Linked DNA regions of Homo sapiens: region 1 is linked to region 2. Evidence: chromatin contacts called from ENCODE Hi-C or POLR2A ChIA-PET data. All regions are on one chromosome and are shown on one strand. The core of a region is the stretch at or near the end of the contact, and the rest is flanking DNA. Distances in the headings are between cores, read along the strand shown. Region 1 overlaps PDE6A (phosphodiesterase 6A). Region 2 overlaps PDE6A (phosphodiesterase 6A).

Region 1 (6,388 bases), core at 802-3,301, 58 kb before region 2:
GGGGAAAGAGAGCTGCTACTGAACAGCTGTAGCAAACACATACCACCATTCCAATTTTACAGCCAGAGAAACTGAGGCCTAGAGAACACCCATAGTAGGACCGAAACTAGAACAGGAATCCTCACTCTAGGTCTAGTCTCAGCTCCATTTTATTTATTGTATTTCAGCGTTCATCTAGTCTCCCCTTGGATGCTTCCTATTTTAGGGAGCTCACTACCCCTGGGGGTAGCCTGTGCCATTGGAGTGGTTTCAGCTTCTGCCTTTTGTTTAACCAGAGCTCGCCTCCTAGAAGTATTCAGTCAGTGCAGCTGCCGCCAATGCTAGGCTTTGAGCAGCAGAGCCTCTCCCTTATGAGTTGGAAGTTGACCATTGCTGATTGCCCGTCAACCAAACAGACCTTCAGACATCTTTAACTGGTTCAGGAATTCCTCTTTGTGGAGGTTCTGAGTCGGGAGGCTTGGGGTGGAGCCCAGGTATCTGCACTGAAATCTCTAGGGAGGTACTTCTCAAAATACCTGTAGTAAAGGAACAGTTTGGTTTTTCTTTTTAAAAAAATTTCCAATTTTTTTTTGTGTGTGTGAAAAACACACTCAAGAAAGGGGAGTGCAGGCATACTCAAGAGAGTGAGTCACGCCTCCAGTATGTTTTGATTGCTACTTTTAAAAATATGATAAAATATATTCCTAGAAAAACAAAATTGTATAAAGACAGACAAAATATAAACTTGGATCATGCCACTGCACTTGTACTCCAGCTTGGGCGACAGAGCAAGACTCCGTCACAAAAAAAAAAAAAAAGATATCCCCTTTTATTCAATTAAACAGACCTGATCTAACTCAGTCAAATTGTTACAAAACTTCCTAAGTGACTCTCAGTTTCTGTTTTTATCTTCTCCTGGAATAGTAAAGAGTTCACAAGACAGGCACCGGCCCAGGGATTACACTCTGAGCAACCCTGTTCAAGGTGACAGTGATGCGGACAGTAAAACACTAAGCTGTTAACGTTAGGTGACATAGAGGAAAAGCACTGAGCTGGGAATTAAGGACCCAGGTTCTGATTTTGGTTCACTGTCTTGCTACAAGTGAGTCCTTTCCTCTCTCTGTGTCTCAGCTTTCTCATTTGTGAAATAGTTGCTCATCACGCTTGGGCATACAGAGGACCTAAGAAAAAGGTAATAGAATTTCCCCTGGAGAGCTAGGGGAATGGAGTCACATGCCAACATCCAATTGCATGCTAGAGAGTAATGTAATTGAAGAGCTCTGCTTTAAGAGAATGGGAATTTTAACAATGCAAGGAGGCGGGAGAGATGGAAGAGGCAGAGAGTTAGTTTGGGGTCATGAAACATGATGAGAAGGTAGGTCTGAAGTGACGACACAGCAAAGAGAACAGCTGAGTGGTAGGCATGAAGGAGAAATGGGGCCATGACATAGAGATGCACCCTGCAGGGAGGATGGCTGGTTGGCTGTGATTTTAAATGGGATGGGAACCTCCTGACCACTTCCCCATCTCCCTAGATTCTGGCAGCCGTCTTTATCTCTTTCTTCTTGCACTTATCAAAGTCAAAATTAAAACGCAGAGACGAATCTCTATATTTAATGTTTTGGGGCAAAGGAAGACTTGCAATTTGGGGCATACATGCAGACTAAGTAGTCTTCAGTATGTCCAAAGAAAAAAGAGAAGGTAGACGGTTTTATAAAAAAGAGAAATGAGGCCGGGCATGGTGGCTCATGCCTGTCATCCCAGTGCTTTGGGAAGCCAAGGCAGGAGGATCACGTGAGCCCAGGAATTCGAGGCTACAGTGAGCCATGACTGTGCCACTGCACTCCAGCCTGGGTGACACAGCAAGACCCTGTGTTTAAAAGAAAAAAGAGAAATATTACATGTTGCTCTCTGAGAAAGTTCATTGACACCAGTAAGGGTCTGGGGAGCTGGCAAGTTTTGACTGATGAGTAATGGCAGTGGGTAAAATTAGTCCTAGAGTTGCAGCAGGTTGTTTCAGCAACTATCAGATAAAACTGGTTTCAAGTCACAGCAGGTAGCGTAAGCAGCCAGGCATGCAAAGAATTACATTCTGGGAGCAATGCTAGTGTCCTGAGTACTTTTTTGCCCCCTGGCTTCTCAACTCTCTTTTATTTGGGTATGACAAAAATGTCCCAACTTGTGTGATCAACTTGCACACAATCAACCTCCAGATCCTCTTAGAGGATTTCCTATCCCTCTTCCCAGCCTCAGATCCCAGCCCTCTTCCTGATCACTGTGAGCTGCCTCCAAGGTGAAGCACGCTGAATTCTGAGGGTCAGCAGAGGACAGGGAGCACCAGAAGGCAGCCCAGGCACATCCTTGGAGGGAGTTTATGGCCAGGCTTGGCACTTCCTGAAAACCATGGGGCAAAATATGTACAACTACTGTATATCAATAAAAACATTAATTTATTAAAACAACAAAAACTACGGGGCATACGATGGTAAAAGGACAAAGTTGGTTTCAGGGACATACTCCTGTTGAACTTCTATTTGACTCTTGAAGGTATAATTTTTTGGCTGGGTGCAGTGGCTCACGCCTGTAATCCCAGCACTTCGGGAGGCTGAGGTGGGCAGATCATGGGGTCAGGAGTTGGAACCCTGACTCTGCTAAAAATACAATAATTAGCCGGGCATGGTGGTGCGTGCCTGTAGTCCCATTTACTCGGGAGGCTGAGGCAGAAGAATAGCTTGAACGCAGGAGATGGAGGTTGCAGTGAGCTGAGATCAAGCCATTGCACTCCAGCCTGGGCGACAAAGTGAAACTGTCTCAAAAAAAAAAAAAAAAAAAAAAGTATAATTTTTCTCTCTTTTGCCAGGAAATTAACTTTTACAAGGTCATTGACTACATCCTGCATGGCAAAGAGGACATCAAAGTCATCCCGTAAGTTTCACCTGTCAAAAGACAAAATGACAACAAATTAGCTTAAAGATCTCAATTGGCTTTATCGGTGATTCTGGAATTGGGCAACACTTCATTCCATAAAATACATAAGTGTTCTGACAAGGTTGACTTTATAGACAGAGAAGGACTGAAGAAAGACAAGCAAAGATCAAAGAACATGTTAATCATTTTTAAGATACTTTTCTTATAAGGTGGGAGAGGGAGATAGAACAGTAGAAAAATAACTGATTAATGTCAGGTTACTGCTACCTTTTTTTTTTTTTTTTGGTGTAAGGATTAAAGCAGAGGAACTTCATTATCATGCCTATTAAAGACTGGAACAGGACTTTTTGGGAAATTGGCGTTTACCTCTCTCCTAATCTCTAAGAGGATCAGAAAACAACTTAGTTTAGATTTGGTGAAGTGGAACGTTATCACGGTGACTCCACACTGATTTTTAGTTTGGTTTGTTGGAGCTTGGTGCAGAGCTTTGTCCAAAACAAGGGCCTCCTATAGTTTTTATTTTAACACATCTCAAAACATGGAAAACTGCAGGTACATTATCAACTTCCAAAAGATACTCATTCCAAGATCAACACTGACCAAATCCAATGAGACCCCACAGTTGGTTAGAGGCAGGGAGAGTGGGAAGGAGGCAGTGTGAGACGGTAGAGAGACTCAGAGGGTGAGCAGTGAGGCCCAAGAAGGGGGAAGACTTGACCAGAGCCTTGATGAGGGCTACAGTGGACCAGGTTGTGAGTCAGGTGCTCTGAGTCCCAATCTCACAGCCAGGGCCAGTAAGTGGTTTGTCTGGACCTTAGAGTCCCATGTATAGAATGAGACTGGGATGAAATCAGGGATTTTCAACTGTTTTCTGCAGTGCTACTCTTCTGGTACTTGAAGGAGGCAAAGCAAAAGCAGGAAGCTGCAAAGGAACTGACTCAGCCCCCACAGAAAGCCTATTCTCAATGTCCCCTCATGTGTGACCAAGGAAGACAGTGAAAAGAAAAGGAAAGAATGCTCTCAGTCCTGCATCTAGGTAGCTGAGACTCAATGACCATTAGAAGATTTGAACGGTTGCAAACTGTTTAAATATGGGCTTATACTTTTTTGGTCAGTAGACCTTTCTCAAAAACCTAGTTACCTTCTTCTCTGTTTGAATCCTCTCCACGTGCTAAAAGCCACATCCATGGTTCTGTCCTGAGACATGGCCCTTTTTCTCAACTTAACTGCAGAGGCCTTGAGGCTGTAATTCGGTTCGTGGGAGAGCCACACCTTTAGTCTTAGCCCCCACAGCAATTTTGTCCAACTGAAGGGATTTACTGCATGCCAACTTAATCTTCAAGAAGTGGGTGTGATAGGCCATGCTGATTCAGTTTGGTCACCAGACCAAACTGTAGTAATCCCGTCACCCAGATAAACAAGTTCTCAGGGTTGTCTGTTACCGGTGAGGATGAGAAGCTGCCTCAAGTTTCTCAATTTCTAGGTTATCTCTATTCCTTTATTGCTGCCTGCATAAGGACTGATTACCTTATTCTATTCTCTTTTTTTTTTTTTTTTTAAGATGGAGTCCTGCTCTGTCTCCCAGGCTGGAGTGCAGTGGCCGAATCTCAGCTCACTACAACTTCCACCTCCTGGGTTAAAGCGATTCTCCTGCCTCAGCCTCCCGAGTAGCTGGGATTACAGGCACACGCCACCACACCCAGCTAATTTGTGTATTTTTAGTAGAGATGGGGTTTCGCCATGTTGGTCAGGCTGGTCTCAAACTCCTGACCTCAAGTGATTCACCTACCTTGGCCTCCCAAAGTGCTGGGATTACTGGCATGAGCCCTGGCACCCAGCCTGATTCCCTTATTATCTTCTAAAGTTCATCTCTCTTTTTTTTTCTACCTTATCAAAAGCATACTCTTCAACAATTCTGTTTTCTAGCCCCTTTTCTAGCTTCTAGAGCCACAATCTTATTAACTCATTATCTGTCTCTTAAATGGTCACAGGTCGCAATTTTCTGTTTGTCTCTGCTTGACCAGCATCACATCCTACTAGCTTCTGATAACATTCATCTTGTTGCCTACCACCCAGTCCCTAACCTATGTTTCTCGTTTTAGGTTTTTTATTATGGCAGCACCCTGTTTCTGACACAAATCTTTGTTTCAGCCAAGATAGGCCAGGCTCTGCTTTCATAACAAGACCTGGAGACCTGAGTGGTATAAACAACTAAAATTTATTTCACCATCCCAGTATGGGTGCACTGCCAGCTAGCGGGTGTGGTTGGAGATATGGTGGGTGGGTTGTAGTCAGGCAGGAGCCAAGGCTGATAAAGCAGCTGCCATTTTGAACCTTGCAAGATAGAATAACCTTGCCACAGAGAAGAGAGGAAAAATACACACTGGCTCTTAAAATCTCCATCTGGAGGTGACACACACATAGCACTTATACTCACATTTTATTGGTCAAAGCTAGTTACATGGCCACACATTACTTGAGTGGTTAGGAAACGCAGTCTGACCTTGTGCCCAGGATAGACAGCCAGAATGTCTGTAAACATGCAGAATGGCTGTCACAGTATATGCCATCCACACTAACAGAGGGGAAAATTGAATAGTAAATAAATGACTAATCAAACCAAAGGAAGGCAAAATAAAAGTTCAGGAAGAACATAGATGTTGGATGTGGATGCACTGTCTATAGCCCCAGCTAATCAGGAGGCTGAGGCAGGAGGATTGCTTGAGCCTAGGAATTTGAGGCTGCAGTGAGCTATGATTGCACCTGTGAATAGCCACTGTACTCCAGCCTGGGCAACATAGTGAGACACTTTCACTAAAAAAGAGAGGGAGAAAGAAGGAGAGAAGAACATAGAGCAGGTAGGAAAACAAAATGTACATATCAAGGTGAAATTCGAATTCAAATATATCAATTATTTGAATTTTATTTATTTAATTAGCGTGTTAGTGTTTTATAGAGACAGTCTCACTATGTTGCCAGGCTGGTCTCAAATTTCTGGGTTCAAGCGATCCTCTCACCTCTACCTCCCAAAGTGCTGGGATTACAGGTGTGAGCCACCATGCCTGGCCAATAATTTTTTTTTTTTTTTTTTTTTTTTGGTAATAGAGATGGGGTCTCACCATGTTGCCCAGGCTGGCTTCTTCAAACTCCTGAGCTCAAGCAATCCTCCCAACTTAGCCTCCCAAAGTGCTCAGATTATAGGCATAAGCTGATGCAATGGCCAATAATTTAAAAAAATATAAATCAACTAGATGTTCAAGTTAAATGACAAAGATTGCCAGCCTGGTTAAGAAAGAAATACATTACCTTTCATTAATTCTAAGATGCTGTTTTCTACTTTTTGACATTTCTGAAATAGAATTGTGTGATCGTTGTTAGCCATGGCAGACATGACAAAGTTGTTATTGCCTAGGTGTGAACTCGGTCATAACCATAGTCAAAAGACAAAGTTACAATAAGTTTCATCTACAGATCTCAAATG
Region 2 (6,336 bases), core at 3,666-6,165:
ACCCAGTGCCATGCCTGGCTAATTTTTGTATTTTAGTAGAGATGGCGTTTCACCATGTTGGCCAGGCTGGTCTCGAACTCCTGACCTCAGGTGATCCACCCGCCTCGGCCTCTCAAAGTGTTGGGATTACAGGCATAAGCCACCGCGTCCGGACTTGGAAGGAATTTGAGGCCCTATTTCCAGCCTTCTGTCTGATGTTTGAATCCTATCTATACCATCATGAGCTTATGCTTGTATACCACCAGTGACAGAGGTCTCACTATCTTATATGACATCCTCATTCAGTACCACTATTAGAAAGGTCTTCCTAGAACTCAAATTGTTCCTTGTTGAAGCTTCCACTTAGTGGTCATGGTTCTGCCTTCAGAATCAAATGGGATTTGTTTGTTCTAACTCTTTACTACTGACAGCACTGCCCCTCCCCCAAGTCATTTCTTTTACTGATTGTGTGATCTGTTTCCTCACAGGACATGGCATCTTGTCCCTCCCTCACCCTGACTGCCCTCCTTTGCACACCCATCCCTCTTCACCCATGGCTCTTACACATGGAAAATGTCAGGGCCTCAGCTCTGCTCTGGGCAGCGTGGGTTGATTCTAAATGGGCAGCTGCAAATGTAGGGGCCACTTAGAGTTTTGTAGTTTATGCTTTGCACAACTCCGGGGAGTGTCCTGTACATCACAGATGTGTATAGCTATTTTGATTTTCCAGAAAAATGGCAGTGAGGTATCCTGGGAAATAAGTGCATTTTTCTAATTTGTACAAATTGTCTTTTGGGCAAGTAGTAAATCAGTGCAAATTTGTGGCCTTCAGATAAAAAAATACAGATTTGGCTTACATTTTTTTCTCCTTCTTTTTTTTCTTATAGCTAGAGAATCAGTACCAACATTTTTTTAAATGTGAATTTTTGGGCCACATTTTAAAATTGGAATATTTAAGATTTAAAAAATCCAGATTTACAGCCTCTTTTTCTTTCTTTTTTGGAGATAGAGTCTTGCTTTGTTGCCCAGGCTGGAGCGCAGTGGCACGATCATAGCTCACTGCAGCCTCAAATTCCCGGCCTCAAGCGATCCTCCCACCTCAGCTTCCCTAGCAGCTGGGACTTCAGGTGTATGCAACCATGCCTGGCCAATTTTTGTATTTTTTTGTAGAAACCAGGTCTTGCTATGTTGCCCAGGTTGGCCTCCAACTCTTGGGCTCAAGTGATTTTCCTGCCTCAGCCTCCTGAAGTGTTGGGATTACAGGCGTGAGCCCTGTGCCTGGCCCAGCTTTTCTTTCTAAAAGAGTAAAAAGGTAAGATCTGGCCACACCAGTCTATCATTTTTGCATGACAACAATTGGCTGAAGCCGAGTGGCAACTGCCCCCTTTAGATGAGACAGAGGCTGTCTCTAGTTTGTCATGTTCACAGCTCCCCTGGTCTCCCAGACATTGGTGCCGAGTACTGGTTCTCACTTATCATCATCCTCGTGCTGCTATTTTTCTTAGAGAAATGTTCTGTTTCCGTGATTCTCCTCACACCTGGTTTGCCTTCTGCATGTGTTGTTATCTGTTGGCCACTGAAAGCCTTTGAGTTTGCAACTCTTGGTCCAAATTAGGTCAAAGGGGAAGCCCACTGCAGCCTCTTGTCACCTGGTGTGTTCTTTTTCCTGTTTCATTGCAGCAGCCGCAGGAAATCAGCCGGGGGGAAACCCCAGCCCAGGGGGTGCAACTACATCCAAGTCCTGCTGCATCCAGTAACACCACTGGGGATGTGCTGGCTGGACGGCACCACCCTTTCCTGGGAAGAGATGACTCAAGCCAGTGGAAGACCACACACCTTGAGAAGTAGAAGAGTCATAGGATTTGAAAGCTGTTAGAGAATTTAGCTTCCAGGACTGTTCAATCTTTTGGCTTCCCTGGGCCACATTGGAAGAATTGTCTTGGGTCACACATAAAATACAGTAACACTAATGATAGCTGTTGAACTTAAAAAAAAAAATCGCCAAAAAAAAAAATTTCATAATGTTTTAAGAAAGTTTATGAATTTGTGTTGGGCCGCATTCAAAGCCGTCCTGGGCTGCATGTGGCCCACGGGCCGTGGGTTGAACAAGCTTGGCTTATACCTTATCCAGTGGCTTTTAAACATTCTTTTAGTCTTGAGAACTGCCTATTGAGCTAAAACCAATATTCTAGCTTTCATAGACATCAGTTAAACATTTAATTACATTTAATTAATGCCAGATTCACTGGCTTGCTTAGAATCATTTTTGTTCTTATACTTTCAGTTAATGTATTGTAAAAATTTTCAATCATTTTCAAAAGTAGAGAATTGTACGTTGAATCCCCACATACCCATCACCCAGATTCCAATATCAAGATTTTGCTACATGCATTTCGTCTGTCCTTTTTACATTTTCTTTTCAATTTTTTTTCTTACCTGAAGTGTTTAAAGGCAAATCCTGGCCAGGCGTGGTGGCTCACACCTGTAATCCCAGCACTTCAGGAGGCTGAGGTGGGCAGACTGCATGAGCCCAGGAGTCTGAGACCAACCTGAGCAAAATGGCAAAACCCTGTCTCTACAAAAAATACAAAAATTAGCACTCACCTGTAGTCTCAGCTACCTGGGAGGCAGAGGTGAGAGGATCTCTTGAACCCAGGAGGCGGAAGTTGCAGTGAGCTGAGATCATGCTACTGCACTCCAGCTTGGGCGACCGAGCGAGACTCTGACTCAAACAAAAGCAAAAGAAAAGGCAAATCCCAAACATATCATTTCACACCTCTACTATCTCATCTTTAAAGAAATAAGTATGTTTTCTAACATAACCACATCACTGGCCCATGCAACCAATGCCTGCCTAATACCCAGCTGTGATCTATGCTTTGATGGGCTGCACAGACCCCAAGCTTCAGCAAAGGACTTGGGACCCCACCAGCTTTGAGTGCTGTTGACAGACCCTTAGTATCAACCCCATCAGGTGTTACTGCAGCCTTCCCCAGGGTGGCCTACACCCAATGACTGATCCATGCCAGGTGGAGAGGCCTGGCCATCTTGGCTGAGCATGGGATAACTGTGCAGGGCTGTTCCAGCTCCACGACTCCTCGTGGGGTCCACTAAGGCTGTCGCTGGGCTCACATCCCAACTCGACTTCTCCCTCTGCCCACTCCTATTTCCTTCCCTTCCCCAAGCATCGGTCCCCAGGGCACTGCTTAATAAGCATCCTGCAGACTAAGTCCATTTTAGAGTCTGCTTTCTGGGACACCCAACTTGTGATGCCAGCCCTTAATCAACCTTCCTTCATTCTCATGAACGTTTTCAATGGTTGGCTTGCCTGAATCTGATCCAAACAAATTCACATATTGAATTTAGTTGTTTCTTTTTGTTGGTTTTTAGAAAAAAGAAGATGTACTTTTTATTCTTGGATTTTTCATTGATTTCACAGAGTATAAATTAAGTCAGATTATTCTCAATTCCAGAACTTCTGTTTCTTAAATTAGCAGGCATTCTGTTGGTTTAAAAAGATAGATGTTGGCCGGGCGCGGTGGCTCACGCCTGTAATTCCAGCACTTTGGGAGGCCAAGGTGGGTGGATCACCTGAGGTCAGGAGTTCAAGACCAGCCTGGCCAACATGGTGAAACCCCATCTCTACTAAAAATACAAAAATTAGCTGGGTGTGGTGGTGTGCACCTGTAATCCCAGCTACTCAGGAGGCTGAGGCAGGAGAATCGCTTGAACCTGGGAGGCGAAGGTTGCAGTGAGCTGAGATCATGCCACTGCACTCCAGCCTGGGCAACAAGAGCAAGACTCCGTCTCAAAAAAAAAAAAAAGAAAAAAAAAAGATGTGGCAGATAGAATTTCTCTCTTTCTCTATCTTTCATGACGAGGTCTCACTCTGTCGCCCAGGCTGGAGTGCAGTGGTATGACCATAGCTCACTGGAGCCCCAGCTGCCCGGGCTCAAGCAATCCTCCATCTCAGCTTACCAAGCAGCGGTGACCACAGGCATGCACCACCATGCCCAGCTAATTTTTTAAAACCTATCTTTGTAGACATGGGGTCTCATTCTGTTGCCCAGGCTGGCCTCAAACTCCTGACTTCAAGCAATCCTCCTGCCTCAGCCTCCCAAAGTGTTGGGATTACAGGCGTGAGCCACTGCACCTGGCCAGGACTTATTTCTTTTAAACCGAATCTAAGTATGTTCTGGCAAGTATGCAATACCTAGCGGAATGCACTGGCCTGATCAGCATTCATACCATAGTAACTGATGTTGAAAACAGCACAAATAAACCAGAAGTTGAAAATGGCAATAACATGCTAAAAATTTGCAAGTCAATTTGTTACACTTGTCCAAATCTTGATTTTTTTTCCTTCTCTATCGTTCCCCCCCCACCACCAGCTTTATGGAGGTATAATTAGCAAATAAAAAGTATACATATTTAAGGTATACACTGTGATGTTTTGATATACATTGTGAAATGGTTACCATAATTAAGCTAATTAATATATCCATCACCTCACATAGCCATGGTTAAGTTTCTGAAGTCTCTTTTAATCTACAAAGTACTCCTTCCTTTTTTCCATTGTCATCACCTTGCAGAAACAGAGTCAGTTTTCCCACATTCTGTATTTATCTGTTTGTTTCTTTGTGGCCGCATGTAACACATTCCTCTGTCTCATTCTAATAAATGGACATTAGCTCTAGAACTTTTCTTCCTTCCACACTGAATGTTATGCAGAAACTAATATATTAAAACAGTTGCTTTGAGGAGAGGGAGCCACATGGTTTCCCCAAACGGTAAACCACTCATCTACTGTAATCTCTCTTTTTAGACACATGAGGAAATTGAAGGCCAGTGAGAAGACGGGGCTGGGCCAAGTTCCTGGCACAGTTCCCTGGCTTCCCTCCAGGAGATGCCCAGGATCACAGAGAACATAGTGTACAGGGCAGCCACATCCTGGTGGCCTCCACAGTAGATCAATCTGGGCTCCTGACGCATGGGCCCTGCTCATGTTTGCAGGTGGTGATGTCAATAGAGAACTGGGTCTGGAACTTGCATCTTTAAACTCCCAAACTAGATGTTCTGCCCTGCTGCAATGCACACCCTGATAGCAGTGGTCTTTAAGCAGAGGCCTGTCCTAAGAACATCACGTTTGGTGGTTACATGGCAGAGTAGCAAGGAGAAATAAGTGTCACTCAGGAACACACGGGCATTGATGTTGCTGGTCCTGACTCTGCTGCCATGTTTCTGAGTCCCTTCGGCAGGTTCCTTCTGCTCCACTTCCCAGCCTTCCCAATCTGTCAAAAAAAGGTCAAGATCCTTGCAGTGCCTCTCTCAGAGGACTATGGTTAGCACCAAATGAGACTGAGCTGAATGAGGATCACAGCTGATGCTGATTAAGTACTTACCATGTCCTAGGTACTGTGCACGATCTAATTTCATCCTAACAACAATACTCCAAGGGAGAAACTGTTACTAGCTCCATTTATCACATGGTGAGGAGCAGACTTAGAGAGGTTAGAAAACCTGCCCGAGGACACCTAGCTGATAAGCGGTAGAGCCAAGTTTCAAAGCCAAGCAGCTTAGGCCAGGCGTGGTGGCTCAATGCCTGTAATCCCAGCACTTTGGGAGGCCGAGGTGGATGGATCAACTAAGGTCAGGAGTTTGAGACCAGTCTGGCGAACATGGTGGAAACCCTGTCTCTACTAAAAATACAAAAATTAGCTGGGTGTGGTGGCGGGTGCCTGTAATCCCAGCTACTTGGGAGGCTGAGGCAGGAGAATCATTTGAATCCAGGAGGCAGAGGTTCCAGTGAGCCGAGATTGCACCATTGCACTCCAGCTGGGCAACAAGAGCGAGACTCCATCACAAAAAAAAAAAAAAAAAGCCAAGCAGCTTGACACCAGAACCCCAGAACCCCAGCTTGTAAGCATTTTCCTTGTACCATACTGCTTCTGCAAATCAGGTTTTATTGTTGTTTTTAAAGAACATAAGAACATAAAGGACCTTTGAGTTCAGCTAAGCAAATTGTTTCATATTTGGGAAAACCAGGGACCAAGGAGGTGGTCTGCCCAATTCACACAATACAGAAGTGGCAGAGATGGGTCCCAAAGGCAGGTCTTGAGGCTCTGCATCTGCCATCCTATTCCTTGCACTACGGGTAGGATCTACTCAGGAATTCCTGACTGATGGGGCCAGTGCCCTGCAGTGAACGGAAAGGCAGGCCTGTTCTCCTGAAGCTTACAACAGATGGGCAACAGGTACTGAGCCCTCAATCACACACATATTCTCATCACACCAGAGAACTCTGCCCCTAAGTGGAAACGTTCCTATTAATTTTAATGGGAAAAAATCATGATGTGT

The links. Hi-C counts contacts between places; a loop is a spot of excess contacts on that map. ChIA-PET counts read pairs that join two places held with the same protein, here RNA polymerase II (POLR2A). Pooled maps may share reads with other maps.
Region 1: a loop to region 2 is called in a map of gastrocnemius medialis, with 2.5 times the contacts of the local background. The contact joins two enhancer-like sites. A Hi-C loop is called at or near these places in 2 of 168 maps with a recorded cell type or tissue (gastrocnemius medialis and ovary), 1 of 37 single-sample maps with no recorded cell type and 1 of 50 pooled maps. POLR2A ChIA-PET finds 5 or more read pairs at or near these places in 1 of 52 experiments (HEK293T).

The regions. Positions count from the first base shown.
Region 1 is chr5:149,911,459-149,917,846 of GRCh38, reverse strand. It overlaps PDE6A (phosphodiesterase 6A), which reads left to right. Exons shown (of 22, transcript NM_000440.3): 6 at 2,840-2,904. Among named protein-coding and RNA genes, the nearest start is that of PDE6A, 30 kb to the left of the region's middle. RefSeq lists a silencer at 1,907-2,201. Within about 2 kb of position 2,051, at least 4 of the 41 ENCODE cell types and tissues checked have a DNase peak (open chromatin) inside an H3K27ac peak, as active enhancers do; they include gastrocnemius medialis, where a contact is called at or near this core.
Region 2 is chr5:149,856,295-149,862,630 of GRCh38, reverse strand. PDE6A (phosphodiesterase 6A) reads left to right here. Exons shown (of 22, transcript NM_000440.3): 22 at 1,660-4,678. The coding sequence ends at 1,736. It also overlaps a transcript of PPARGC1B not described here. Among named protein-coding and RNA genes, the nearest start is that of PDE6A, 85 kb to the left of the region's middle. Within about 2 kb of position 4,915, at least 7 of the 41 ENCODE cell types and tissues checked have a DNase peak (open chromatin) inside an H3K27ac peak, as active enhancers do; they include gastrocnemius medialis, where a contact is called at or near this core.